Regions from separate parts of the Homo sapiens genome. Here region 1 is linked to region 2. The links are chromatin loops, found by intact Hi-C in ENCODE. Cell type or tissue: endothelial cell of umbilical vein. All regions are shown on one strand. Each heading gives the region's core, and the rest is flanking DNA. Links, peaks and the distances in the headings are about the cores only.

The links. Peaks named below come from ENCODE experiments on the same cell type or tissue, not always from the same donor. Only the 100,000 strongest peaks of a DNase experiment are listed, where the experiment ranks them.
Region 1: a loop joins it to region 2, with 2.7 times the contacts of the local background. A loop is called at or near these places in 2 of 110 quality-filtered maps.

What each region holds. Positions count from the first base shown.
Region 1 is chr7:22,212,144-22,228,492 of GRCh38, reverse strand. RAPGEF5 (Rap guanine nucleotide exchange factor 5) reads left to right here. Exons shown (of 26, transcript NM_012294.5): 9 at 8,502-8,627. Among named protein-coding and RNA genes, the nearest start is that of RAPGEF5, 140 kb to the left of the region's middle. In endothelial cell of umbilical vein, for the core only: no CTCF peak of the experiment used is centred there; DNase peaks (open chromatin) are centred at 7,362, 8,212, 9,312, 11,242 and 2 weaker places; H3K4me3 peaks cover 2,865 bases; H3K27ac peaks cover 4,457 bases.
Region 2 is chr7:22,577,541-22,590,564 of GRCh38, reverse strand. No RefSeq gene overlaps it. Among named protein-coding and RNA genes, the nearest start is that of STEAP1B-AS1, 21 kb to the right of the region's middle. RefSeq lists an enhancer at 6,845-7,419. In endothelial cell of umbilical vein, for the core only: a CTCF peak has its summit at 3,596; DNase peaks (open chromatin) are centred at 644, 3,014, 3,844, 7,144 and 1 weaker place; H3K27ac peaks cover 6,056 bases.

The DNA.
Region 1 (16,349 bases), core at 3,525-11,524, 370 kb after region 2:
GGGCAAGTTAACTCTCTTGTGCTCCTACCCTCCTTTTCTGTAATAATACTGGGAGCAGTATTATTGTATATAACACTTAGGCAGCACTTCATATATATTAGACACTCTAAGGTTCTTTGTTTTTATTAATGTATTTAAACATCACAGCAAACCCTCCAGGATAGATAGTTTAATTACTACCACTTTATAGATGTGCCGGTAAGGGACGGGGCCAGGTCTGAAACCAGGGCAGTCTGGTTCTGATGTCCTTGCTTTAAACAGCATGCAAACTGCCTTTCTAACCTCTGTAAAATGGAAATAATTGTTAGATTGTTCTGAAGATTAAAGGACTACATGTGAAGCAATTAGAACAGCACCTGACACACAGTAAGCACCCAACAAATCAGCCTCTGTCAGTTATTGTCACGCTGACCATCTATCTCATTGCTTTTTGGTTGGAATATTTAAAGTATCTAACTGGGCCAAGTTGCAGCATTACTCTCTGCCAGATGGTATCTTTGCAGACACAAAATATTCTAGTCCCTTCACTGTATTATAGGATAAAAGGATTTAAGAATCTTTGTCAAAATGTACTGAAAATTTGCCTGGTTCTAGCTTTTAAGAATTCTAATGAGATCTTTAATTAGTTATTAATTGACTGATTGATTGATTGCAACAGGGTCTTACTCTGTCACCCAGGCTGGAGTGCAGTGGCACGATCATGGCTCGCTGCAGCCTCAACCTCCTGGGCTCAAGTGATCCTCCCACCTCAGCCTCTTGAGTAGCTGGGACAACAGGTGCACACCACCATATCCAGCTAATTTTTTGTATTTTTTTGTAGAGATGTGGTTTTGCTATGTTGCCCAGGCTGACCTCTGACTCCTGGGCTCAAGCAGTCTGCCCACCTCAGCCTCCCCAGGTACCGAGATTACAGGCGTTAGCCACTACACTTGGCCTTGAGTAATTTATAATATATTGAACTTTGGAAATTCTTGCTTTGATTCCATTAGCCATTGGCCACTGGATTCAGTGAATATTTTCATTGTCTCCTATCCTCCATTTGAATCAATCATTCTATTATTAAGTGATAATAATTATTTGTTATACAAATTAACTGCTAAATATTTGGTAACTAATTTATCAGTAGTCAGACTATAACTTTTAAAAATATGCATACTAAAGAAAGCTCTTATTTAATACTGTCAAAGAAAATTGATTATCCTGTTAAATCTTTTATGTTTGATATTATTCGAGTTTGCTTATTCTCTTTTTTAACTTTTTAATTTTTTTTTTTAACTTTGCTACCCTGCTTACCAGTGTGGTCAAGAATGTATACAAGTCTGAGCTATAATTTCTCTTAGGTCAAAACAAGAGAAAATATTGGTGGCCCCCCTACTTTAGTCTGAACGTTAAAGGAATCAAGCATGTGAAGTGAATGAACCCCTTACTTTTTCAATTATATAAATTTATAATACTATATATTATGTAAATTTATAATTCTATATTTTGATTTTAATCAGAAGGGATAATTTTCTAAATACAAAAGATTAAGAAAGTACTTGAGGGAAATAACAGCATAAATTTCATGTAAGTGTGGTTTCTGCCTTATTCCTAGCTCTCAGCATGCTCTGGCAGGATGCAGCATTACACAGTATTTCTATAGTATGGGTCTGTCCATCCTATACAAAGGTGATGTTTTAACACAAGGAATTCCACAAAGGAGTAGGACCAGAGAAACTGAATGTCCATTGCCTTGCCTGGACAGTGACGGGCTAGGAATTATGAAATGATTTCTAAAGCTCCCTGATGCCCCAGCATGGTGTTCGAGGCCCATACCAGTGACTCCCTAGGGATTCCTCACCTGCCTTGACTATCACACTTTCCATTAGGTACATTTCTCACTGTGGATGCTTCGTGGTTCATTTCCCAATTCTCAAGGGGGCATATTCTTCTATCCCTAACAGGGAGAGCTTTTTCATAGTCTAACTTTTTTCTCTGAAGAAATTTGAGAAAATGAATATTTGTTGCCCTAAAATTATTATTATTTTTTGACTATGAACTGTCTTCTGAATTTTCCTGGAAAAAAATTCTTAATATTTTCTGTTTTCAAAATAAGGTGCATACAGTAGAATAATTTATCATCTAAGCTCATCAGTGTTTTATTCTGTCATTTATATTTCTGTTTAAAATAGCAAAAAAATTATATGAACTTCTAGGCTTAATTTTTAATGAAATTAAGATATTACATAGTAATCAATAAAAATTTATCTGAATATCCTGAATTTGAACTGAATAGCATTCTGTTATTGCAAAAGTGCTTTCATGAAAGGTGGACTCTTTCTTTCTGGTTTCCCTGACCTTGATAAGCAATTTTTGCAGCATGTTTTACCTAGGTGTTTTAGAAAAAGTGGTTGTTAAAGTTAAGATAATGCAGAGAATGTTTTAATACAAAGAACTGTGCTTTTGTCCCAGTAAGATGCTCATTTATCATCCATGTGGCCTTTCCCACAGGAATCTTGTCCACGCTTCATTCTGCCATTGAGGGGATGGACCCAACATTTTTATGACTACATTTATAAAGGAAACAGGCTTTTCGTTTACATTCATAACATTTCTCTCCTCAAAGGCTGAAAATCCTATGAATAACTTTAATTATACATTATGGAGACTTTTTTTCAAAACAGACCTTGAAATAAAGCTCCTAAATAACTCTTCTGACAGTTATACATTAATCTTTTATTTTTTTTCTGGCTTAGCAGTGTTAGGTAAATTGTTTATAATTAATTTTACACAGAGAAATTAAATAGACCAGGGATGTGAAAGTCTAGATCAAGGACTGTTAGTTATCTTGCTTCTCCTGCCATAGCAAAGCTCCCACAATATATTAATAAATTCATGGGTTTCTTGAATTAAATCACTAAATTATGGAGCTCTGAAAGGGACCCTGAGGAACATCTAGTTTGGCATGATGCTTCCGCATAGCACTGCCTTATAAATCATCTGGGATATATGGGTTTAAAGTCTCCCAGTGAATGAAGAAGCATTCATAACCTCCTTGAAAATCTTTTTTGATAGTTGTAATATAAGGAATGCTATAGAATTGATTACCTTGTGAAAATGCATCTAGAAGTTATTTAGAAACCAGAAAATCAAAACAGCAATATTTTCTCTTTAATTATAAGATGGAGAATTAAAGAAATAAGTTAGCCTGAAGCCCATTTTAAAAAGTAAGAGCATTTTGCCTTTAAAATACATATTTGCTTCGTGGGCCCAAGTATCTGGTTGTAATGAAAATGTTTCCTCCTGAAAGGGAAGTTCATTTTATTTACATATTTATTTATTACTATTTTTAGAGAGAAACAGAGTCTCACTCTTTTGCCCAGGCTGGAGTGCATTGGTGTGATCATAGCTCACTGCAGCCTCTAACTCCTGGGCTCAAGCAATCCTCCTGCTTTGGCCTCCCAAAACACAGGGATTATAAGCGTGTGCCACTGCACTTGGCTGAGAGAAAAGTTTATATTTAGGATTCTAATAATATGTGAAAAATGCTTAGAGTTCCTTGAAAAATCATGTTCACACAGAAATCCAAAAAAATAGTGAAGACCTTAAATTTCCTCTATTTAATTTCGGCCTTTTATTGATGATGCTGTAATCAGCTGATTAAAAAAAAAAAAAAAAGAAAACCAAAACACTGTACTTGGGACCTACAGATAGAAGGACAGACTGTCTCCAAATCGAGTCTGTGGGAGCTTAGCTGAGTTGCTTTGGAGCCAGTGCCGGTGAAAGGAGGGAACAGGCTCCCCATGGTGACGGGTTAGTTATAGCTATCCAGTACTCTCATATGTGTCCCACCACTGTCTGGGCCTCCATTCCCCACATGCTGTCTTTTGTATGGGAGGGCCATACTGGGGAGCAGAGCAAGATGGGGACTAAATCCATCACACCACTGATTAAACCACAGAACAGGTTTCCAGGTTGGCATTTTGGAGGGTCATTAGCATCCTCCCTCCACCGCCAGGACAGTGTATTAAACACTGTGCAGATGACATGGAAAGAGAGAGAAGAAATCCTCGCTGGTTGACGTACATGAATTTTCTAGATAATAGAAATGTATTTAAGTGTCAAAGCATTTAAGTAATGTTTATTTGTAAGTAGAAATTGCCCCAGTTTCCCTGCCTTCATAGTTATTTTATAACACCATTGAAACTTTTTTACCCTTCTTAGTGTAGATTAAAAGAGCATCTTAATGATAGGCCCATATATTTACCATTGTCTCAGATTATGGACTGCATTAAAATCCTGACAAACAGAAATATGCCCTAAGGAGGATGGCTAGGAGCATAAAAGGATCTAAAAATAAAAATCAAGTGGGCCTTTAGTAATGCTTGGCAATCTTTATTCTACTTCCCTTGCCCAGTTTCCCCTTCTCTTAGGCCATGAGTTGACAAACCACAGCCTACTGTTTGTTTTTATAAATAAAATGTCATTGGAATGTAGCTGCGTTCATTCATTTACATATTATCTCTTGCAGAATTGGGCAGTTGCAACAGAGACCCCATGACCTACAAAGCCTAGAATATTTATTGTCTGGCCCTTTACAAAATAGTTTGCCAGTGCTTGTAACCTAAGTGACTATTAACATGCCTTCTTTTCTTATGCAGCAGCATCTCCCCACAATTTCTTATTTTCAGATCATAACTCTCTTCTTATTTTTCTGGGAAATAGAAGCCTTCAGAAAGGAATTTCTGCATGTCCCTACCACCAAATATGCCAACGTACCTGCATATTTACCCCTGTATTTCACTGTCTCTCCTGTTTCACTGGATGAAATATTTAGATTCATATTTCTTCCTGAGAGTAGATCTTTATCTTCTCTTTCCTACTCAAGAACATTACTCTTGAAAATGCCCCCTTCTCCCTCCTGCATCATCAAATTTTGCTGTCTACTGGAATTCTAATAAAGGTAAACATCCTGGAATAGCCGTCATGTTAAAGCAAATAAGCAAGCGAAACTCTCTTCAAGGACACTCTTCAGCTAATGCCTCATTTCTTGTCACAAACCTCTTTGGAAGAATTGTGTCCTATTTACTGTTGAACTCACGTTAATAAAGCTTTTGTCCCTATCAGTTCAAACAGAAATTGCTCCACTCAAAGTTACCAATTACTTTTGTCAAATTCAGTGTCAGTTATTTTGAGCCCATCTTGTTTGATATTTCAGCAACATTCGATAGAGTTTTTCACTTCTTCCTCCTTGAAGCAGCTTCACTACTCTCCAGATTCTCTTCTTGGAGCCACTCCTCCTCAGATTCCTTTTCTGATTGATTACTCCTTATCTTCCCAGTATCGAAACACTAGACTCAATTCCTGGATTTACACCATTCCATTGGTAAAACCAGAGGAATACCATCTGTATTCTGATGACTCTGGAATTCATATCTTCAGCCTGGACTTCCCCTGAACCTCCAGACTTCCAACTCAGCAACTCCACTTGGATGTCAATAGCCATTTTCCTTCCCAGATCAACCCCTGCCTCCCCCCATGACAACTCCATCCTTTCAGTTACTCAAACCAAATATTTTGGAGACCCCCAAACAGCAAAATCTGCTGGCTCTACCTTTGAAATATATCCAGTGGTTAGAACCACATGTACCACCTTCACCACTAGCACAAGTTCCAAGCCATGTCTTATGTGAAAACCAGGCTCCTAACTGGTCTTCTACCATCAACTACTTCCCCCAGTCCAACCCAGGACATACAATGATCCTGCTAAAATGTCAATCATATTTTGCTAATTCTCTGTTCAAAACCTTCCAAAGGATTTCTGTCTTATTCAGAAAAAGAATCCAAACTCCTTATACAGCCTATAAGGAAATTGTGTGTTGGGCTCCTGCATTACCTCTCAACCAGTGCCACCAGTCTACTCCCTACAGCTCTTTTCTAGCCCTGCTGCTCTCTCTGCCTATCCTTGAGCATGCCAAACACACTTGAGCATTAGGGCCCTTGTACTTGCTGTTCCTCTGCCCGAAACACACTTCCTTCTGGATATCCACATCACTTCTTCCTCATTTCCTTTAGGTCACCATTCAGATGTCATTTTACTAGAAAACCCTTCCTTGACATTTTTATCTTAATAATGCCTTCAGTTATTTATCTGTCCCCTTACCCTGCTTCATTGTTTTTTCTGTCATATATTACCACTCTGTATTTCCTATTGGTATGTTACATCATGAATGTATGCTCCAGGATGTAAGGAACTTTGTTTTTGTTTTTGTTTTGAGATGGACTCTCGCTCTGTCGTCCAGTGCACTGGCGTGATCTCAGCTCACTGCAACCTCCACCTCCATGTTCAAGCAATTCTCCTGCCTCAGCCCTCTGAGTAGCTAGGATTACAGTGCACACCACCACGCCCGGCTAATTTTTTGTATTTTTAGTAGAGACGGGGTTTCACCATGTTGGCCAGGCTGGTCTCAAACTCCTGACATCAGGTGATCCACCCTCCTCAGCCTCCCAAAGTGCTGGGATCACAGGCATGAGCCACTGCACCCGGCCAGAACTTTGTTTTTTTTTATGTTCACTACCATATTCTCAGAACTTATAGTAGGTTCTTACTCAAATAAATCCTTTACTCTGTTGAGTGAATGAATGAATAAAATAATTTAGGGAACTAGGGATATTGTATTAGTCTGCTCTCATGCTGCTAATAAAGACATACCTGAGATTGGGTAATTTATAAAGGAAAGAGGTTTAATTGACTCACAGTTCAGCATGGCTGGAGAGGCCTTACAATCATGGCAAAAGGCGAAGGAAGAGCAAAGGCATGTCTTACATGGCGGCAGGCAAGAGAGCTTGTGCAGGGGAGCTCCCCTTTATGAAACCATCAGATCTCATGAGACTTATTCAATACTACGAGAATAGCACCGGAAAATCCTGCCCCTATGATTAAATTACCTCTACCTGGTTCCTCCCACAACATGTGGGGATTATGGGAACTACAATTTGAGATGAGATTTGGGTGGCGACTCTGCAAAACCATATCAGATATATATCTGGAGAATATTAAAATGAGAATATAATAAATGTTTGTATTTAAATATTTGAAAGATTGTCACATTGGATAAAGAATAGGCCTAGTTTCCATTGCTTTAAAAGGCAAAACTAGTCCTCACAGATTGAAGTTAAATGGTTTCAGTTTTGTCTAGTGTGATAAGAATAAGGGACTTTCCAACAATCCTGGCTATCCAACAGAGTACAGACTGTCTTAAGATAAACTTAGGTCCCTGTCCAAGGAAACTTTAGAAAGGAACTGAAAAGCCACTTGTGAGGGATGTTGTAAAAATCTCTGACTTTGGTGGAGGAATTCCACTTGCTGTCCTCTAGGAGTCTGTGATGTGGGCCACGTCAGAAATTTTTTATTTCCTTCCTAGTTCGACAAACTGCTAGATAAAGAGATACCACTGCCCCTGGGAACAAAGATTTAGTCATTGCTTTGCATGGATAGTTCCATTTCTCTGCTGCCCACTCAACAACACGGGTATCTTTAGCACAAACCGTTAAGATCATGAAGTTTGGATTCTTTGCCGGCCCCTTTGCTGTATTTGGTCATGTTATGGAGTATATTCAAATCCTGTAGGTTATGTTGAGGAAAACGGATTCCATAGTTTTGACTGCTCCTGCCAAGTATAACTTTGGATTTCTTTATTAGATCATGTCTTGGTATGTCAGTATGAACCATTTTGGAAAGAATTTGAGCAGAAACACTTCATAATTAGTGTGTTAGAATGAACTTTTTTTTTTTTTCCTATTTCAAAGTCTTAGATTCACCTTCCTCCTCCTATTATTATTTAGGCACTTTGACCTAATGTAAAATATGATGCTTTATGGATCATTTCCAAACCCCAATGAATGAAATTTCAAGCTTTCTTTTTCCAGTGTCTTATTTTTAGCAAAATATTTCACCATCTTTTATGCACTATTAGTGGTATTTTACTAATGCCCCATGGTAACTTCCCAATTGTGAAAAAAATTATCTTGTGATCTTCTTGTTAAGGGTTTATTTATATACGGAATAATTTGTTGTGGAGCTAAAGAATTGGGGTGTTGCATATTGTTATTTTTAGGGCTCTGTATCAGTTCACCCTTTCACCAGTGTGGTTCCTGGCTAACTTTCCCATGAGTTTTTAACCTCTTGCTAGGCTCTGCTTATGTAACAGGAAACAGGCTGTCAGGAACAAACAAACAGGAGCCTATCAGGCGCACACTTAGTAGCAAATGATTTAGTTTGCTCTGTCCTTCACCCTCTTAAAGTAGGGTGATACGCAGACTCAACTTTAAGTCTTTTGGCATGGTGCTCTTAGGTTATAATAATGTAACTTCAATTTTTGAAAGGCAAAATATTTTACCAAGACCATGATTTAATCCAGGCAGTGGAAAAGATGAGCTTATTATAAGGTGAACTTTGCGGTGGTGTCATGTCCTGGGACTGTGGTTTTAAGTATATCTTCGCTTTTTCTCCAACTCTTAAGGCAGGGGTGATGTGCAAGCTCCAGGAAAGAGATGAAATCGGACGAATTGAACTAGTCCAGAAGCTGGCAAAAGAAAACTATCAGTTTTTGCAGACGGACAAAAAAGAACAGGAGAAGTCTGAACACGTAAGCCTTTTGCCTCTTGGGGATGCAGGTTTGAAGGGGTGGAAAATGTTTTTGCCTGATTGCATGTTTGAACGAAAGACTATTTTATTTTAAATTCTTTAGGTTTTGGGGGTTTTTTTCCCCCCAAGAGCATCCTCCTTAGTAAAAATGACAGCTGCTCATAGCTCTAAGCAAGTGGCTTATGACACAGGATTTATAAGAGACTCTTCTCAAAAGTAAATTATGTAGAAATATGAGAATACATTTAAGCAAATATGAATCCTTATCTATTTATGATCCTGCTTGGGTGGCTTTCAAGTTTGATTTTGGAAGTTTTGCCTTATCATATAGTTTGTAGAACATGAATTTTGAAAAAACATTTCAACATATTTTTATGTTTAGTACAGAGGTGGATCTAGTTGCCAAATGAATGTGTCCTAAGTCACTAGAAATAGATGAAAACACAAAAAGAGATTATAGATGCTCTCACCAAGTGGGAGGGTCAGAAGGGAGTTTTCCCAGTATCTTATGAAGGCTTGTGTTCCAACAAGAGTTATATTGTTTGAATATAGTTAAAGCTGGAGGAAAGGGACGTTCCGCTTGGTCCTCCTGAAAGCAGTTATTCAGATTGAGCCTTAGAACTGAGAGTGCTGCCGTCATGCTGGGAAGACAATGGGACCACTTTCTTGTGCCACACATTGTTATCTGTTGACTTGGTTGTTGTTGGTTATGAGACTTCACTCTCAGTGCTGCACTATCCAGGATTGCTCATGAAGGGGAAAATTCCTCTGCGCTTATACATGTGTTTCTCTGACTTTAATTTTTCCTTGAGATTTTGTTTTCAACCCTTTCCAAGGGGGAAAACATTGCTTCATGCTTTTTCTCCTCCAAGTCTATTAATACAAATGGCAGGGTTTTACTGAGAAGGAGAGGAGGTAAGATGCTCAAGTCTGGCTGGCTGCTTAGTTTAATAACATAGCACTTCTCTAACAGTGAGACATCGAATTGTAACAGTTGGTGTCTCAAGAAAGAGAATAATTAGGCAGTTTCAAAGCGTTGTGATTGAACTATTTCAGAGGCGACTATTGACTTTAAGTGTGGATGTAGGTCTCAGGCAACCTTCACTTTGCTTGGAACTATTGAAAACTTTAGCACCTTGTTCAAGTTGTTAAAAGCACCCTGAAGTTTGACTATATCATAGACTGACGCCTAACCTCTGCTGTGTCCTTAGGATATTTGAGTATCCTAGTGTGCAGCTTAAATTTTTCAAAAATTTTCCTTTTGATTCATTTTAATTAGATGAGCAACAGTTTTCATATGCCATATTTTATTGATTTCAAGATGCACATTTCCCCCACAATAGTCTTAACAATTGATGATATGAAAACATGTCATAGTTTAATTGTGAGCATTTTTCTTTCCTTATGGTTCTTAAAATGAATGCTGTATCTTACAACTGATTGCAAGTTAGGTCCAGTAAACCAGTAACAACTTCAGGTATGGTAAGATCTTTCAAAAATCAAACAGTAGAACAGTAGGGTACCACTTCACCAAAGTTAGAGATCATAAGCTTTAGGCTTATGATTAAGGCTTATGACAAAACAACTTTGCACTTATTAAAAAGATACCTCTGTGTTGTCTTTGTTGTATATTTAGTTCAGTCCAGAATATTATAAGTAGTCACGGCCAATGAGATTATAATACTCTTCAAATCTGTAACTATAGAAATCTACACTTCCTGTGTCCTTGTGTTCTCACTGGGTGAGAGGAGGGGGTAGGGATAGCATTAGGAGATATACCTAATGTTAAATGACGAGTTAATGGGTGCAGCACACCAACATGGCACATGTATATATATGTAACAAACCTGCACATTGTGCACATGTACCCTAAAACTTAAAGTATAATTAAAAAAAAAAGAAATCTACATTGGGGCTGATAATTGTAAAGGCTTTTAACATGAGGCAGAAATTTAGTGATTGAAGATTTGCAGCTTTGCTCTGGTTATCTGCTCTGTCACCTTTAAACCTTCATTTCACTTGTAAAACAGAACACTAACATTTTTTACTTCTTGCGTGACTGTCATATCATGGGTGCATTAACAGCTCTGAAACGTTTTTGTTTCTGAGAGGAAAGATGGTGTGTAAATAAACATTGGAATTATGACTTTTTCTATGTAGACTTTCCTGTGAAGCTTAAAATAAGGAAAGGAATATTAGGGATCTTTCTTTCTAGTGATAAATATAAACAAAGCCATTCTGTCATCTCCCTTCTGCAGGATGACACCAGTGGAATCTTTCAACTCTCAAGGCTGATATTGATGTAGTCCTCCACTAAATGAATTATTTGGTACTAGATGGTTACAGTTTTTGCAGTAATTTATTAGGAATAAAAACCACCTGCTAATTCACTTCAATCTTTTATGTCTTGGGCATTTGATGTGCCTATACCTTTGCTTACCCCTTAAGTTCACAGTGTTCATGAAGGTGGTGCAGTGTTTTCGTTTTTCCTGTCCTCACTTTCTTTACAGTAGCAGTCATCTGCTCTTCATAGAAACTCAGTTCTGACACACAGCATGGACAGAGGAAACTGCAGTTTACTTAACGTAAACCTAGGTCTGCAGTTTCCTCTTCTTGTTATAACAATAATGACCAAACCCTGAAGTTACATACAGATTTCCTTTCTTTTATGATTTTAAAATGCTTCATCGACTTCATCCACCATTCCTGGGCCAAAGCTAGTTAAGTCGACAGTGATAAAATTTGAGTTAGAATCCAAGTTGCCTATTGAGTCATTCTTTTGACTAACCTTCATTACTTTCCAGTTCTAGAATGCCACATAGATGCCAAAGAGAGAGCTAATTTGTAGCACTACTGCACAGGCAAAGACATAAATTTGATAGAATAAAGCCTTTGTTGCTGGTACATCTTGTTACAAATTGAAGGGGATTACAGCTTTCTCAGTAGGCATTTCTAATATTTTCTTAACTGCTAAATGCTGTGATTATAAATGCATGCCATTAGAGAAATGCTTCACTCTATGCTTTTGCCAAGGTGTTTCTGAAATTTAAGAAGTTAAATGTATAATTATCGCAAGCTTCTCAGGAAGCACTCCATTTTTCTATTTTCTATTAACTAGCTGTAGGCACAATGAGCAAGCACTCATTCCTATGTGTTGAAAATTATTATGGGAGGACTTTCAGAAGGGGAAAGAAATGGGCTGTGTCTTCTAAACATTATGATAGTAGAGTTAACATTGAGTTGTTGGTTCTTTAAAGAAATTATCTCTGATGTAGGCATTGTATTTCCTAGCCTTAATTCTGTGACTGTGCCAACAGAGCAAGGGACGTGTGTTATCAGATGGGGACCTTTGAGCTTGACCCTGAAGAATGACTAATGGTCATAGAAGAAGGCAGGGGACAGCATTTCAGGCAGAGGGACCCATGGGAAGATACATGACTGCAGTCCTGGTGATTCCTAGGGAATGGAGAGGGGTGGGCTGGGAGTCAGCCTAAAATTCCATTATGAAAGACTGGTAAGCTAAAAAAGTCTACCAGCTACCCTAAGGAGCTTAAACTTGCCTTTTGGTCAAAGGAAAGCCATCAAAGAAGGGAAGTGGCATAATCAGATGTGGCCTTTGTAAGATCTCTCTGGCATTGCTTTAGAGGAAGAATTGAGTGAAGAAGAGGGAAATGTTGGAAAGAACCTTTAGAAAGCTACCATAGTGAGTCAAGTGAGAGGTGCCAGCCTGAACTGGGGCAATGACCATAAGAACTGAGGAGGGAGTAAATGTGGAAAGTCATTTACACAGTAAAATTGACAGAATTCAGTGACTAGCAATGGGGGATGTGCATGCTATTTTATATTAAGCAATTTGTAAGGATTCTTTGGTATAGTGGCAGACATAAGAATGTTGTGTTTCTTACCACCTTTGCCAAAAAGCTATGTAAGCCATTTCCCTTGCTTTGTTTGCCTGCAGTTTGCTTCAGGTAGCTGAGATGTTAGTATTTATCTCACTGACAGATTGTTAGGTGGGGTTCTGGCAAACACTATGGGGACTACACAAACTTTTCTTTCCAGAACCCTTTGAAAATACCTTAAACAGAGAGAATCTCTGGTAGCTCCCAAATAAACCGACATATTTGGCCAGAGCTTTGGCATTTGCTGCAATATGTGTGCCTTCCTCAGAATTAACTGGGATTTTAGGGTGGCTCTCCTGATCTCTGTAATCTGAGTTGGTGTTACTATACTTCTATTCTAGAATACTCTCTGTCATCCATTCATTTGCTAACTTTTGTTCAAGCCGATGTCATAGAGGAGCCAGGCTAACTATGGTGGCTCCCAACTATGTGGCTCCTGCCCTCAAGAAGTATAGTCTAGTTGTGGAGGAAAGATATCAACACAACTAACTGAGATACAAGGAAGCAGTGAAGAGAATCCCAAGAGAGACACATAGGAGTTTGAAGAAGAATTTACACCTGAGAAAGCAGGATTCTTTCATAGGGCAGAAGTAGTTTGACCTGGACCTTAAATTAGGTTTTGGGTTGGATTTAAAGAATCCACATTGAAGAAGAGTATTCCTAGTGGGAAGAATAGCATTAGAAAATGCACAGAGATACCAAAATATTAGATGTTTTTTGGAACTCTGAAACGATTTCATGTTTCCAGAATACCAAGAATTGGGGGTGTGGGAGGGGAGGCAGGAGAAGGAAGATTTCATGAGAAATGAGATTGGGACCAGACTGTGGAGGATTTTGAGGGCTGAGAAGTTTTACTTCATTCTAGAAATAATGAGGAACGACTCAGCATTTGTTTGCCTGCAGTTTGCTTCAGGTAGCTGAGATGTTAGTATTTATCTCACTGACAGATTGTTAGGTGGGGTTCTAACTTTTCCTAAGGAAGATGGTTGAGGCAGGGCCTTCATGAGATAAATTATATTATTTCAATCTGACTGAACAGTGACTGAATAGTGAGGGAGCTGAAGAGTGATTAAGCAGACTTGGGGCCAGAGTGAATTCAAGTCTGATTGCCTCTGGAGGGTGTCTTCCTTCAGCCTTCATCACTGGAGTGAGGACTGATAGGTGGCCCAGAAGCCAAGGTAACCGGAACCACAGCAGTCCTTCGAAAGAGGGCATGCACTCAGAGGGCAGCTCTGGAGGACAGAGACAGAAAGAATACGTAGGGAGGGATGGGGGTTGGGGGGCGGGAATGCAGAAAAAGAAAAGGTGCTTGCCCAGTCGTAACTTAGATTTGAAAAGCTTATAAACTTTTCATATTTTATTTTCAGTAAAATAGTTACATCAAAGTATATGACTAGATGGATGTGGGTCCTATTTCCAGGAATATAGCTGCACTATTCACCAGAAAACTGAACCTGTATTTTCCCGAAATGTAGTTTATGCTTTGTAGTGTATTAAATTGTAGATTAGAAATACCAACAATAGCTCCTAACCTGACTTCCTGACTTCCAACTGTAGAAATGAGCAGTATCTGTAAAATGTATGTGAAAACTTGGTTCAGCAATACTTTCCCTAGGGATCCTGTCTGTATCCCTCCCTTGCCCCACCCCATTTTCTTCTGTTCCTTTGTTAAGTCTGGGGACCCACCCTACTTCCTTCCCCTTTTCTAATTCACTCATGAAATATGGATGGGTGGGAAGGGGATTTTGCACACTCTGAAACTGCATCTTGGCACAGTCTGCTGCCAGGGTAGGGTCTCTATCACTCAGCCTCAACCGGAATTTCCTTTTCCCTGTTTCCTGCAGCCTCATCCTGGAATTCTGCCTACGTCAAAGGTTCCTTGTTTAAGGATTACGAGGGGAGAAGTGGTTTGGAGTATTCTGGCTACTGTCACACTTATTTACATATTAAAAGTTGGTCTCTACCTTTTCCCAAATTTCATTTTGTCTCTTTTTAAGCAGTTAAATATAAGGTGAAAATCCTCTTTTTACTCTATATGAAATACTAAAAGGAAAAGAGGTTTGATCATTGTTTTCAAACTTATAATTGTACATCTAGGTGAGTAGTTTCAAGCAATCCCAGCATTATTTGAAGTTTATCAGTAATTTAGTTTAACCAAGAAACTACTTACTAAAGAGAAGTAGAACTTTCTAACATTACTGTAATAGAATTGAAAGTCACAACTAGGGTATAATAGGCAATTCATAATACATTAAGTTGCCCAATTATAAACTGAGAAATCACCTCATTGAAACCAGGTTATTTTTCTTAATAACAAAATCCTGACTTTGTGTTGGATTGGTATTAAAGTATCTTTCCATTGGAATTAGGCTTCCTGGAGTGAGTTATTATAGTCCATTTTTAATAGGGAATAATATGGCCACAGAGTAACAAAAAAGTAGAAGTAGCTAGTTCTTGCCTCCAAGAAGTTTACAGTCTAGCTGGGGAAAGAATTTATACATGGAAAACAGTTAACCATTCAAGACAGCATTTAATGAAGTCTCTAAATAAGACATTTAGAGGGAAGTAAAATCTGGCAAACACATTTCACAACTGCAGCAAACCATGCTCTTCTCATTTATTTAGGAACAAGGTTTACAAGTTTGGTTCACTGTGTGTGCTCTTTAAATTCTAGCTTTTCCTCCAGAAAAATAGCAGTTAACTGCCAGTGAAAGTCAGTGGTGTGCTCCTGCTGTCTGGTGGAACCATCTGCTCATTAGCTGTATTTTTAGGTTTTCACAAGAAGCCCACTGCAAGTCCTAACATTTTTAAAAAATTAGTTTGAGCGGTTTTGAAGAGAGAGGAATTTGTCATTATGCTATTTTTTGACGGTGCTCAAGTTTATTTTAAAAGGCTCAATCAAGAACATTGATACTGGCTCAGTTTGTTTGATTTATCAAACTCATGTTATCAAAGGGTCCTTTTATTCTCTGCTGTACAAATGCTGCTCCTAGCTTTATTAGGTTCTTATTCTTGTAAAATTAAAATAGCCATATCATCTGCAATATGGTTGAAAAATCATTAAAGTGAAGTATTGAAAAGCAGGTTATTTGCCACTGTTGTTTTGCCATCACCCTCCTCCCCCAGTGGTATATCTCACTCCAGACCCCAGGTGACCTTATATTCTTTTCTTCTCTACCCCCATCAAGGCCTGATCTGCATTAATGTAACAGTGTTACTACCATGTAGTCTGGTGTCTGATCAGGCAACACTAGAAACTTTTGTCAGGCTGGTGTTATTTGGGTTTATAATGAATGTTTTAAGACAAAAAGTTTAGGGAAAGGATGCACAGACAGATGGAGAGTTGTTCATGATAACTGTGTACTTCCAAGGTTTGGAAAAATAAAAAGAAGAGATATCAAGAAGTAAAGAGACATAGGCAGCAATTTACAGTGTGGCTTGGTTCCTGAAGGACTGCCCTGATACATCTCTGACCTCATGAACTGATGTTCTGCGAGAAACTCAGAGACTGAATTCAGTTTACCTGTGTGGTCAGCATCCAAGTGCTGTGGAAGCATTTAACAGGGACCTTGGCTAGTCTAGGGAGTCATGCACATTTCCCTGAGAGAGAGAGAGAGACAGAATCTGAAGGGTCAGGAGAGCTATGAAAAGTGAGGAGGGATGGGTGTTCCAGGCAGAGGAAAGAACACATGTGAGGCCGGGTGTGGTGGCTCACGCCTGTAATCCCAGCACTTTGGGAGGCCAAGGCGGGTGGATTACGAGGTCAAGAGATTAAGACCATCCTGGCTAACACGGTGAAACTCTGTCTGTACTAAAAATACAAA
Region 2 (13,024 bases), core at 341-8,340:
GACTACAAGGGCAGAACATGTTATACCTCATCATTAACAATCATATTATCCACATGAATTTTTGAGAAAACAGTGAATAAAATGAGGTTTAGAAAGGGAGGTCACTAGATCCCTGTGCTGTGTTCCTTTTACCTCAATGCACATTTTTGTGTTTCTCAAAGTACCTAGCTCAGTACGTTGGTGGAAATTCATAGTGGAAGTTCAACAACTATTTATAAGATGGGGTTGATGGCGGAGGAGAGGGAGAATGAGGAGGCAGGAGGAGGAAGAAGAAAGAGAAAAAAAGAAGGAAAAGCATCAGAATTCATAAAAATGCTTTTATCTCCGTAGATGTGAGTGCCAAGACTTCATTTGTCTTGGCATCCTCATATTTTCTCAGTATCCCAAATAAGCATGCCAGTAGAGCAGGTCTGCCATGGGAGAGGGTGCCTAGGAGTTCTCATGACGACATTGTGTTCCAGAAAATCACAGCAGCAGCGGCAGCGACAGCAATAGCTGCCCCCACATTCCTCTGGAAAGGCTGGAGCTTTGCTTTGTGTTGTTTTAGGCTTCCTTCCCCAGGAAGCATTATTGGAAGGAAACACTCCACCCCGACCCTCCCAGCTCCCAGTGCTGGCTTGTGGTCAGTAAAGTAAATGTAATTTTTGCCTCTTAAGAAATGTGGGACAAGAGACTGCATGGAGCACTGCCAACGTGACAGTGGAGGTGCGTCAGTGGGCTCGGTGACAGGTGGCAGAGGCCAAGGGTCTGGGGAGTCACTTACAGTCACGGAGGCTTTCTCTCCCAGCCATTGTCCATTGATGGGAATGAGGTAGTGGGCAGCCAAGCCACACAACGGGAGCCTGGAGAAAGAAGTCTAGGGCAATTTGCACATGAATTTCCTTCTTTAAATAGCTACGCAATAAGTCAATATCCCTAGGAAGAAGTTGCTTATTGGCTGCCTTATTCTTTTTTTTTTTTTAAGCGAGTCTCTTAAAGACACTTATTTTGGCCTTACATGCACTTAATCAGGCTTGTCTTATTCTTTTAATTCTGAAGTTCTACTGTTCAACAGTTAGGAAGGAACTGGCTTTGCATCTGGAAACAAGAGCAGGCACAAAGACAATGAGATAGATGGTGGGCTTGTTTTGCAGACGTGTGTTAGAGAGAGAGCACCACTCATGCATAGAAGAGAGGTTTGAAAGATTGGACATACAAAGTGGAGTCTAGGCCAGGCATGGTGGCTCACACCTGTAATCCCAGCTACTCTGGAAGCTGAGGCAAAAGGATTGCTTGAACCTGGGAGGCGGAAGTTGTAGTGAGCTGAGATTGAGCCACTGCACTCCAGCCTGGGCAACAGAGCAAGACTCCGTCTCAAGAAGAAAAGAATGATCCCAGCACTTTGGAAGGCTGAGCAGGTGGATGACCTGAGGTCAGGAGTTGAAGACCAGCCTGGCCAACATGGTGAAACATCTCTACTAAAAATACAAAAATTAGCTGGGTGTGGTGGTGCGTGCCTGTAATCCCAGCTACTCGGGAGACTGAGGCAGGAAAATTGCTTGAACCGGGAGGTGGAGGTTGCAGTGAGCTGAGATCATACCACTGTACTCCAGCCTGGGCAACAGAGTGAGACTCTGTCTAAAAAAAGAAAGAAAGAAAGAGAGAGAGAAGAAAGAAAGTAAAAATAAAATAAAGAGGTCTAGCTGGCAGCACCAGGGCCATCAGCCAATAGTGGGATTAGGGATGGCTACTACTGGAAAAAACTGCACACTGGGATTGCCTCTTGTTCAATATATGACATCTGCATTGATTCTAAATCCTCCCTACATGGAATTAGGCAATGGTGTGCTGTTAGCTTGCTCTTTGAAAAGAAAGAGAGGAAGAAAAAAGATCCTGGTCTGTAATATCAGCCAATATTTCAGTGTAAATATTCTGACTGTGGCCAGCTTCCAGCTACCAAGATTGACCTGCTCAAAAGATTCCTGAATATTTAACAACCAGCTCTCTGGGGCTGGTACCCACAGCTCCAGCATACCACTGGCTAAGATACAGATTGCTACTCACCACTTCCAGCTTTGGCTTTGCCACTATTAGATGTATGCTCTGTAGCAAGCTCTTAATTTCCTCAAACTGCAGTTCTCTTTTGAAAAATGGGAGCTGAGATGATGCAGTAACGATATTTAGAGTCTCTGCTGAGCCTACACCACTCTTCTCTGAGAACCGCATCCTTCCTGGTGCTCCCTACTGGTGCCATATTCCACCTGATTTTTCAACTTCATTTTGGAGTCTAGCAGATATCCCAACTGCTTCCAATAAATGCCCTTCTGCACTCAGGCCAGTCTGAGTGGGATTTTGTAAGTTGCAACCAGCAGCGCTCTAAGTAAGGCAGAAATGATTTCCAAGGCCTTTGTGAGTTCTGATATTGCACCATTTGTTCTCAGAGTGTGCTGCCGACCAGCAGCATCAACTTCACCTGGGACATGTTGGAAATGTCAGTTCTCAGGGAACCACCGCAGACCTATTAAATCAGAAACTCTAGGGATGGGACCCAGCAACTTGTGTTTTTACAAGCTTTCCAGGTGATTCCCATGTGTTCTCAAGCTTGAGAACTGCTGCATCACTGTTCTAAGGATGGTATGACTTATTTGAGAAAGGCATTTTCAGACTGATCCAGTTTTCTTTTCTGATTAATGAAGGCCAAAAGTTAATGTTTTACTGGTAAAAAAAATTGATTTTTATAAACGAAACATATTACTATTACAACTTGAAAGACATCAATTTCCTTTTCTCCTTCTTTCTTATTTTAGTTTCAATGGACAGAGACTGACGTTTCAAAGACTAGCCTAAAAGAATATAAGGAGAAGAAAAGTGTAGAGAATGAAAATACTGCCAATAAATAAGCGGAAATAAAAAATATGCACCAGATAATTTCAAGATAGTGAAGGCCAGAAAGAAATACAGAACAGGAAGCCCAGATGCTGTGTGGTTTTTGCATTGGAAAAGATTTCACAAAATGTGCCATTAACACATTGAGTGACTAATCATTTCTGGCATTAGGAAACCATTTAAGAGTCCACTAATGATTGATTTACATAAGTACAGTAAAAAGTGAAACAGGAAACTTTGACTTAACTTCATCCTGACATATATCAAAAGCACAGTTTTCACTGTAAGATTTGGAGAGATGTGGCTAGATAGCAATTTTCACTATAAAATAGTCTTGAACAGACCATTCGAATGGATAGAGCTTGTTGGTAAGCTGGTTGTTTGAAACTAACACTTTTTTTTGTATGGAAAATCATGCCTTTGGAGAGCAGACTGCAGACTGGACGATGGAATCCTTAATGGAAGTAAACTGGAGGGCTGGTAATTGGTAATCATGCAGGTGATTGGGAGGAGAGGGGCCCAGGAGAGGAGCTGCACTGGGTAGAGAGGGGAGAGAGGGGAGAGAGGGGAGAGAGAGAGAGAGAGAGAGAGAGAGAGACAGAGAGAGAGACAGAGAGAGAGACAGAGAGAGACAGAGAGAGAGAGACAGAGAGAGAGAGAGAGAGAGAGAAAATTGGGGAAGGACAGAGTCCTCTAGTGGGAGGAATGCAGTCTGAAAGGGGCTCCCTTTCCAGAAATGTCAACAGTATGGGGCCTGAGGGTAGAGGAAGGTTCTGCAGCTGAGTGACTGAGAAAAACAAACTGTATTTTTCACCATGCTTACACTCACACTTCACTTCTGGCTGCCAAATGTATAGGGGTTATTCTGTGTGGGAATAATTCTCCAGTTCTCTGCAGACACCAACTGGATGTCCAACTCCAGGCTGCACTGATGAATACAGAGCACAGACCCCACAAGACTGCCCCTACTCCAGTGCCAGTAGTAAGTCCCAGCTTGTGATCTGTACTCTGAATCAAGGGTTCCCATGACCCCCTTCTCAGGTTCAGTCATTTACTAGAACAGCTCACAGGGCTGGGAAACACTTAATGTTTACTGGTTTATTACAAAGGCTACAGATAAACAGTCAGATTAAGAGATACACAGGGTGAGGTCCGGAATGGTGCAGGGCACGGGAACTTCTGTCCCTGTGGAGCTGGAGTGTGTCAGCCTCCCAGCACATGGACGGATTCTTATTCACAAACCCAGAAGCTCTTTGAGCCCTGTCCTATTGGGTTTTTATGGAGATTTCACTATGTAGGGCATGATTGATTTAAATCATTGGCCGTGGTGATTAACTCAACTTTCAGCCCCTCCCTGAAGGTGAGAGGCTGATGCTGAAAGTTCTAACCCTCTAATTACATACTTGTTTCCCCTGGCAGCTAGCCTCCCTCCAAGGCTCTCCAGGAGGCCCCAGCCGTTAGTCATCTCACCTTAGAATACAAAAGATACCCTTCTGAGATTATATTAAGATTATATTATAATATTTCTTATTATAAATCACAATATCTCAATGACCAAATATGTATGTTATCAGTATGTTGGACAAACAAGTTGGGAGCTGCCCTACTTGCAAACCGCTGCTGTGCCCACACTCCATTGTGGTATAGATGTCTGAAGCGAGTTTGAATAGCACAGTGGTTATGACTTTTGGCTTTGCTGTCAGATGGATGTTGGTTGGAACCCAATTCCTCCAGTTACCTGCTGCGAGACTTTGGGCTAGTTACTAAAACATACTGTGTCTTAGTTTCCTCACCTATAAAATGGTGATGATAAGGTAACAATAAAAAATATATATGGCCCGTGCCACCAAATATGTATATAACTGTGCCACCACCACAGAGTTCCTAAACTTTTTAAATTTCCTGAATGATAGAGGTGCTAGGTACATTATTGTTCTAATATTTAGTCTGTGATCCTGATTCCTGACACAAAGCTTCTAATTCTTTGGAATTTTCTGGGTAATAGGAGCTTCTTTTGTTCGAATAAGACAACTCTTGCTAGACTCCTAGAAGGGGGCTGGTCATCAGAAAGATTAAGCCATGATTAGAAGGTTGGAATTTTCAGCCCCATTTTCTATCCTCCAGGGAGGAAAGAGGGCCTGGAGATTGAGTTACTAATTGGTCATTCCTATATAAAAATCCCTCAACTATGAGTTTCAGGGAGCTTCCGGGTTGGGAAGCATACACAGAAGCTGGGAGCATGGTGCATTTCAATTCCACGAGGACAGAAGCTCCTGCACCCGGCCCCTTTTGGACCTCACCCTCTGTATTTCTTCATCTGGCTGTTCATCTATATCCTTTATCCTATTTTTTAACACAATAAACTGGTAATGGTAAGTTAGTGCTCCTCTGTGTTCTGTGACCCTTCCTAGCAAATATTCAAACCTGAGGAGGGTGTTGTGACAACTCTGATTAATAGCCAGTCCATCAGAAGTACAGGTGACACCTAGGACTTGTGATTGGCATCTGAAATGGGGAACAGTCTTGTGGGATTAAGTCATTAACTGGTGAGGTCTATGCCAACTCTGATTAAAATCAGAATTGAATGGAATTTTAGGACATCCAATTGATGTCCACAGGAGAATTGAATGTGTGGGGAAAAAACCCACATACCTGCTCACAGAAGTGTGTTGAATGTGAACATACAGAGAAAGTTTATTTTTTTCTATACAATAAAAATAATAGGGTTTACCTGACAAAGTTGTTTTGAGAATTCAGTGATATATTGCATGTAAAACACTCATCACACTGAGCATTTAATGTGTGTTAGATATTGTCATTTGTAATTAATCATTGAGATACCTTAGATGATTCTCATTCTTTCTGAAAAAGATAGTGATAGATCAGCGTTTAGTTAGAGAGTTCAATTAGCTAACACATGTATGAAGTATAAAGAGGACTTAGTTAATGGTTGTAAGAAATTGCATCTACTTCTTATGTTAACTGGTGGCCCACATCTCTGAATCTTCACAGAAGATCCTACCAATAAAAATTCATATTAGGAGCACGATTTATAGGCACTTTTATTTTTTATTTATTCCTATTATTTATAGGAATTATAGAGAAAATAAACATAGGAAAAACTTCCATAATAACTTATGATGCAGAAAGAGGTATTTATTATTACAGTGCTTATTTCCTTCAATATGACTGCTGTTTGAAGGAAATAGGAATTGAAAACAAACCCTGCTAGTAATGTAGGGAAACTGCCTGGATATATTTAGCCAAGGGCCCAGCTCTTCTGACAGCCCCAAATGCTAAAAATATTCACGAGTGTGGTTTTTGCCTTCACTGTGCTGGGTAAATATACATACACACTGCCCTTTAGGGTTTTTGAAATGCTTTGAAGTACTTACAGAGTTACAGCTCTTTGACTCCAACACAGAATCTTTGTGGTATGGGGGCAAAGCAATCTTGGTTAGCATGTGAAGCTAACCAAGGGATATGCATTTGAAGCACATCCCTGTGTGGAGCCTCTGGCTTCCATCAGAAACTTGGGAACAGGTTCTGTTGGTGCATCCATGTTTACTGCAAACAACTTCATCCCTGTAACACACCCTTGAAGTCCAAGTATCTGCAGAGCAAAGGACCAACTTCAAAGGAACATGAATCCTTGTACCAGATGGAGTTTGAGAGCTCTCCCATTCATTTCTCTGGGTCTGTCCTGGTTAGTTGTGCATCCTCAGTCACTGCATGAGTTCCCAGGAGGGCCAAGATGGTGGGGTCACACAAGGAGTAATAAATGGAGAAATTCAGGATATGACTGGGATGTTGGGCCAACAGAATTTGCTAATGGAGTGGATGTGACATTTGAGTAAAAGAAAAGATAAAGGATGACTCCAAGATTTTTGACCTGATCAAGCTGAAGTTTTTTCCTAAGGTGGCATACACAGCAGAGTGAGGAGCAAGTTTTGTGAGGGGAAGTGAAGGACTTGGTCTGGCCACTCTTATAGTGTCCTATTGCTGCCTAAAAAACCACCCCAACAGTGAGTGACTTAAAGCTGCAATGTATTATCTTTCATCTTTCTGTAGGTTGACTGGGCTTAGCTGGGTGATTCTGTTTTTCTCTTGCAGTTACAGTGAGACATCTGGGGCTCACTTATATGGCTCTTGTTACTACTGGCTCTCTGCTGGGAGCTGAGCAACGGCCATCCACAGCAGTGCCAACATATGTTGCTTGGCCTTCTTACAGAGGAGTGGCTGAGTTCCAAGAGGGAGTGTCCCAAGCAGTTGCATTCCAAGAAAGTCAGGTGGAAGTTCCAAACATTCCTATGACCTAGCCTAACAAGTGCACAAAGCGACTTCTGCTGTGTTTTATTGGTCAAGCAAGTCACTACGGCCAGACCCTATTCAAAGGAAGGGGAGAAAGGCTTCACTGCCTGATGCGAGAAGCAGGGAGGGAAAGAGTTGTTAACAACCATCTTTGGACAACTTCTATCACTGATGTTGTAAATTTGAAATATGTCTTGATATTCAAGTCTGGAACTCAAGGAGAGATTGGGTCTGGGAAATGGGCAGGAAATTTTGTAATTGTGGGACCAGCCCAAACTGAGCCTGCTTTGTTGATAACAAAAGTGTCGAGTTACCTTGTAGGTATAACAGAGCCAAAAAACTGCAAGTCATATAACCTGGGCATGTGCTATAGAAAAAGCTTTGACCTCTAACAACACCCAGAACCAATGATTCCTCCACTCAGAACCAGGAGGACCAGACCATGACCAGAACATGAACACCAGAACACACCAGAACGCACCAGAACGCTTTCAGAAGGAGGGGTCCATTGGCCTGGAAGATCTGGGGCTAAAGTCTGCCTCAACATACCTTACCGTAAATGGCCAAATTTGAAGCCCTCCAATCAGACCAAACCAACATTCCCAAATCCTTTTTCCCTTGCCCTTCAGGCCCATAAACTTGCCCCAGACCCCAAATCAAGGAGATAGATTTGAACCCAACCCCTGTCTTTTTGCTGGCAGGTTTTGCAATGAAGCCTTTCTTTTCTCAAAAGCCAGTGCCATAGTTATTGGCCTCTGCACTCAGCAACCCCATTTGCTCCACAACGAATTCCTCCTCAGAGATTTCTGTTTGGAGCATTAGATCTAATGCTGTTAAATTAGAAACAAATTGCCTTCCTGTGTGTGTGTGTTTTTTTTAAGTGATCGAGTTGGAATTCTGTTATTCTGTTGGATATCTCTGTGGTAGCTGGTAAATGAACTACATATTTTAATCATACATAATATTTATCAATCGCTTAACACAATGCCTCATGTTAAGCAGCTACTGTAGACAAGTGCTGATTATTGTTATTAGCTATATATATATGTTTTATATGTTATTAGCCATATATATGTTTTATATGTTATCAGCTATATATATATATATGTTTTACATTTCCTTATTCATGTTCTTTCTAAACCAGATAGATGTCCCATGCTGGGGCTCCATGATGCACTAATCTGGCTGTACTCACATTGGGTTGATCGTTCTTGAGGTTGTACATCAGTTCAGATGACCTGAATATTAACGTGTGCACCACTTCTCAACCTGGAGCCTTCTGGCATATCCCCAGAGCCCATTAAATCTATAAAAATCTAAAATGTGTTTTCCTATTTATAATACTATTAAAGTAATAAAAATACTTTCTAGAATCCCTGCATTAGAGGAGTGTCTGATTACTAGGCTTTTAGTTTAACAAAACGTGACTAGAGCGACCCAATCTTAAAGCTCGTAGCTAGGCACTCACAAAGCACCTATAAAGTGAATGCTTATGGTCTGCAAATAGTCACATTGTAAGCTGACTGCTCTTCTAATTGCAGAATATTATGGCCACACAGAACATCTCCCACCAGGCCTACAGAATGTCCAGATGTCCTAAGAGTACAGCCCACTTTTCTTAAATATAATGTTAATGGGCAGGCTTAGGTTGAAGAATTAATGGTCATTGATAGCACCAATAACCCCTACCTTCAGTGAGCACATCTGTACATTCTAAGTTTAATTATAGCTCTATAGTTTCTTATAAATAGAGACACTAACAAAGGACGGCACGTTTTTCGTCCTGCTTTCTGAGGATGTGCTACTCAATAACAGAGTAGTTTCTAATAAACTTGCTTATTTCATTGTGGTTTGAGATTCACCCTGAATTCTTTTCTGTGCAAGATCCAAGAACCCTCTCCTGGCCTCTAGATGGGGACCCCTTTTTCCGGCAACATCTTGACCACCTCCTTTTACTGAAGTCCCCCATACAGTTTTAGAGGGGCATTTACATTGAACATATGGTCATGTTAATACCAAGGAAACCCACATTCTATTACAATACACATGCTGAGGTTTTGTGGTCATTGCACAGAGAAAGGCAGTGGGAGAATGAATGGCTAGGAACATCTCTACATGAAGCCGCAAAGACTGCAGAGCTGGCTGGAGGTACAAATTCAGTCAGTGGTTTTGTGATGAAATCCTGTCTTCATATACACAAATTAGCAATGATCAATTAGCAGTAAACGCTATAGTGAAAAACAAAAAATTTTCTTTTGTTAAACAGCATTTTTAAATTTCAATACTGTATTTTGGAGTGTGCTAATTGGCCTTTCAAGATAATGGATCTATTGCTTTAAAAAAGCTTTGTTTGTTAAAAAGAAAAACAATAATTACAGTAACAATAATGGTTCCAGGGCCAGGTGTGGTGGCTCACACTTGTAATCCCAGCACTTTGGGAGGCCGAGGCGGGAGAATTGCTTGAGCCCAGCAGTTCAAAACCAGCCTGGGCAACAGAGTCAGACTCTGTCTCTATAAAAAATAAAAAAATTAGCCCAGCGTGGTGGCATGTCCCTGTGGTCCCAGCTACTCAGGAGGCTGAGATGGGAGAATCTCTTGAGCCGAGGAGATAGGGACTTCATTGAGCCCTGATTGTGCCACTGCACCCAGCCTGGGTGAAAGAGAGAGACCCTGTCTCAATAATAATAATAGTTCCAACGGCCAACATTTGCAACAAGTAAAACTAAATACATCAGTTTATTTTCTACTATTAAACCAAACATCAACAAGTTAGTGGCAGCAAATAACATCAACCATTACTCTGAATTAATATTGATAATTTTCATTTTGTTAGTTTTGTAGTTTAGTTTGTATTTAATTCCTACATTAGATTTACTCTTAGATTTGCATAACAGCTATGCATATACAGCATTTATACTTCATTTATCTTAAAGAAACATAATTAAAATGATTTGTCCACACTAATGATTTATAATATTTTTCCATTTAAAGGGTTACTTCATTACTCATGTTTAAGAAACAGTGACTTAATCAATAAGCTCCTATAAACCCAAGAAACATTCTCAACATCTGGCTAGTAAGAGGGTTTAGAAAACCCACTATAGGGCCCATTTTTTTCCTCCCAAAGATGTTGATAGACTTGGAAAATTCTGGATCTAGTTGGTTTTTGTTGTGGTTGTTTTGCTTCGCAGATATTTAAACAGATGTTTAATGGAGGAATTTGCTCATTGCGCTCCAATGAAACCAATCTACTTTCACTTCTAAGAATGTGCCAAGCTCTTTCCCATCTCAGCAACTTTGTACTTACTGTGTCCTCTGCCTGGTCTAGAACACTGATATGGTTTGGCTATATGTCCCCACCCAAATCTCATCTGGAATTGTACTCTCATAATTCCCACATGTTGTGGAAGGGACCCAGTGGGGGATAATTGAACAATGAGGGCGGTTTCCTCCATACTGTTCTTGTGGTAGTGAATAAATCTCATGAGATCTGATGGTATTATCAGGGCTGTCTGCTTTTGTGTCTTCCTCATTCTCTCTTTGCATGCTGCCATCCATGTAAGATGGCACTTGCTCCTCCTTTCCTTCTACCATGATTGTGAGGCTTCCCCAGCCACGTGGAATTGTAAGTCCAATTAAACCTCTTTCTTTTGTATGTCACCCAGTCTCAGGTATGTCTTTATCAGCAGCATGAAAACGGACTAATACAAGTACCTTCCTCTGCTTTTTGCATGGCTGATTCTTTTTAATCCCTGGGTCTCTGCTTCAACATCCTTTCTTCACATGCCCTTCGGTAACCACCCCTGTCTAAAGGAGGTGGTTTGTTATTATCCCTCATCACCTTCTTTATTTCCCCCCAGACACTCACAGGACCTCTTATTCTTTAAAATGTTCATTTTACTGATTCATTGCTTGCTTCCCTCATCAGGCTTTTCCTCATGGTTTGATGAGGGGATGGGGGAGAAATAATGGTTCCTTAAGGCCCTGTTCTACTAGACAGTAGGCCAGATCATCAGCACCTTAGTCAGGATAAGACCTATGTAAGTTGATATTCAATTAATAGACTCAGTGATCAAAAGAGTGACTTATTTTTACACCTCAGATTTTTATCCATTCATTTTTAAATTCTGTTGAGTTATATAGTGAATAATTACCATTTTTATTAATTCTAACATGCATATTTCCTCCATCATTTAGTATCTCTGAAATTGATCTTAACAATTGATATCATGTCCCATTTTATTTGGTGGCTTTCTTTTAAAACAGTGCATAAAACTATGTGCATCTTACACACAGTGTGGATGGCATTTGGGAGTCCACCAAATAAGATAACTCTATTTCTTTAAGGCAATTGACTAATATTAATTTGTCCAGTGAAGGAACTTAGAAACACCTTGCTAGGAGTCAGCCACTGTAGTAGCTTTTCTGCAAAAAATGGCCACCAACAAACCCTGTGTACCACGCAGCTCTTTCAGCCAAGAAGTGGAGTCTTTCTTCTCTGCATGATTCTAGGTGGATCCTGAGATTTACTTTGGTCAGGTCAGTAGAATGTGGGAGAAGTGACACTGATTTCTGATCCTTGAGAGCATTTCCAGTTCCTTTGGTGAGCCAGCTACCTCAATGTAAATATGACTACTGAATGATGAGAGACCACAGAGATAGAGTGAGAGCAAGAGTGAAGGGTGGGGTGGAGGATTGGGGGGAAAGATAGAGAGAGAGAGAAAAGAGAGAGGTCCTTGGAAGAGAAGTGAGCTCCCCCCGCCATCAGCCAGCACCAATGCCTAAGCCCGTGAGTGAGGTCATCTTGGATCTTCCAGCCCCAGGCAACATGATGTGGAGCAGAGGTGAACCATCCCCACTGAGCCCTGTCTGAATTCCTGACCCACAGAATCATGAACAATTACATGGTTTTTGTTTTAAGCCACTAAATTTTAGGGTAGTTTGTTACACAGTAATAAATAACTGAGACATCAACAGAGTTAGAATTTAAGTCCTACTAACTGTTCTCTCGGTTTTCTCCAATTTGGAGCAAGCTCTCTCCCTCAAATAAAGAAATAAACTTTAATGATGTGAGCCTTAGAAAAAGTGCCAATGTTTCTCCCAGATCAGATTTCCTGGCACTAACAAAACAATCATGAAATGCTATAAGACGTCACAGTTCAAAACCAGATTCCACTGGGGGATTGTCACTTCCTCAAATCACCTTCCTACTTGCAATTATTTCTGTTCAATGTGATGGTGCCTCATTGAGTATCTGGGGCTCCTAAAAGATATTTTGCTGCATAACTTAATGTAAAACCGTATAATCACCATGAAAGCACACCTAAAAGTGTCCAATGTTTCTAAATAAGAAATGATTGCCTAGCTATGGCAATTCCATAAGAGAGCAACCTTTGAATGACAAATGTTGGCTCAAGACCATTGTTAGTAGAATGATCTGGATCTGATAAGTGTCAGAACTACTACGGCACAGGAGTGCCCCCCAAAGCAACACTCTGGAGAAATACTGAAGACATCTCCCCTGAGAGTTGGCACTTAGAATAGCCAGCCTGCTGACCAAGCAGGATATCCTCAGTGTGTATGTGGTAGTTTCTCAATCGGAAGTATGAAAATCAGGAACATTGCGAAAGGGAGGGCAAGAGCTCTGAGCGATTAATATCCTGTGAAGTGTGAGAGGGAAACTTGAGCTTTTTACTTTGCAGTAACAACCTTGGAATGGAAAGCTATTTCGGTAGCCAAGTGTGGAAAGTGAACATTAACCAAATAAAACCATGGGGTCATAAAGCTAGGAATGTGCAGGAATTCATGAGTCTGGTTTTCCTCAGCATATTTGCTCTTTCCGAAGAAA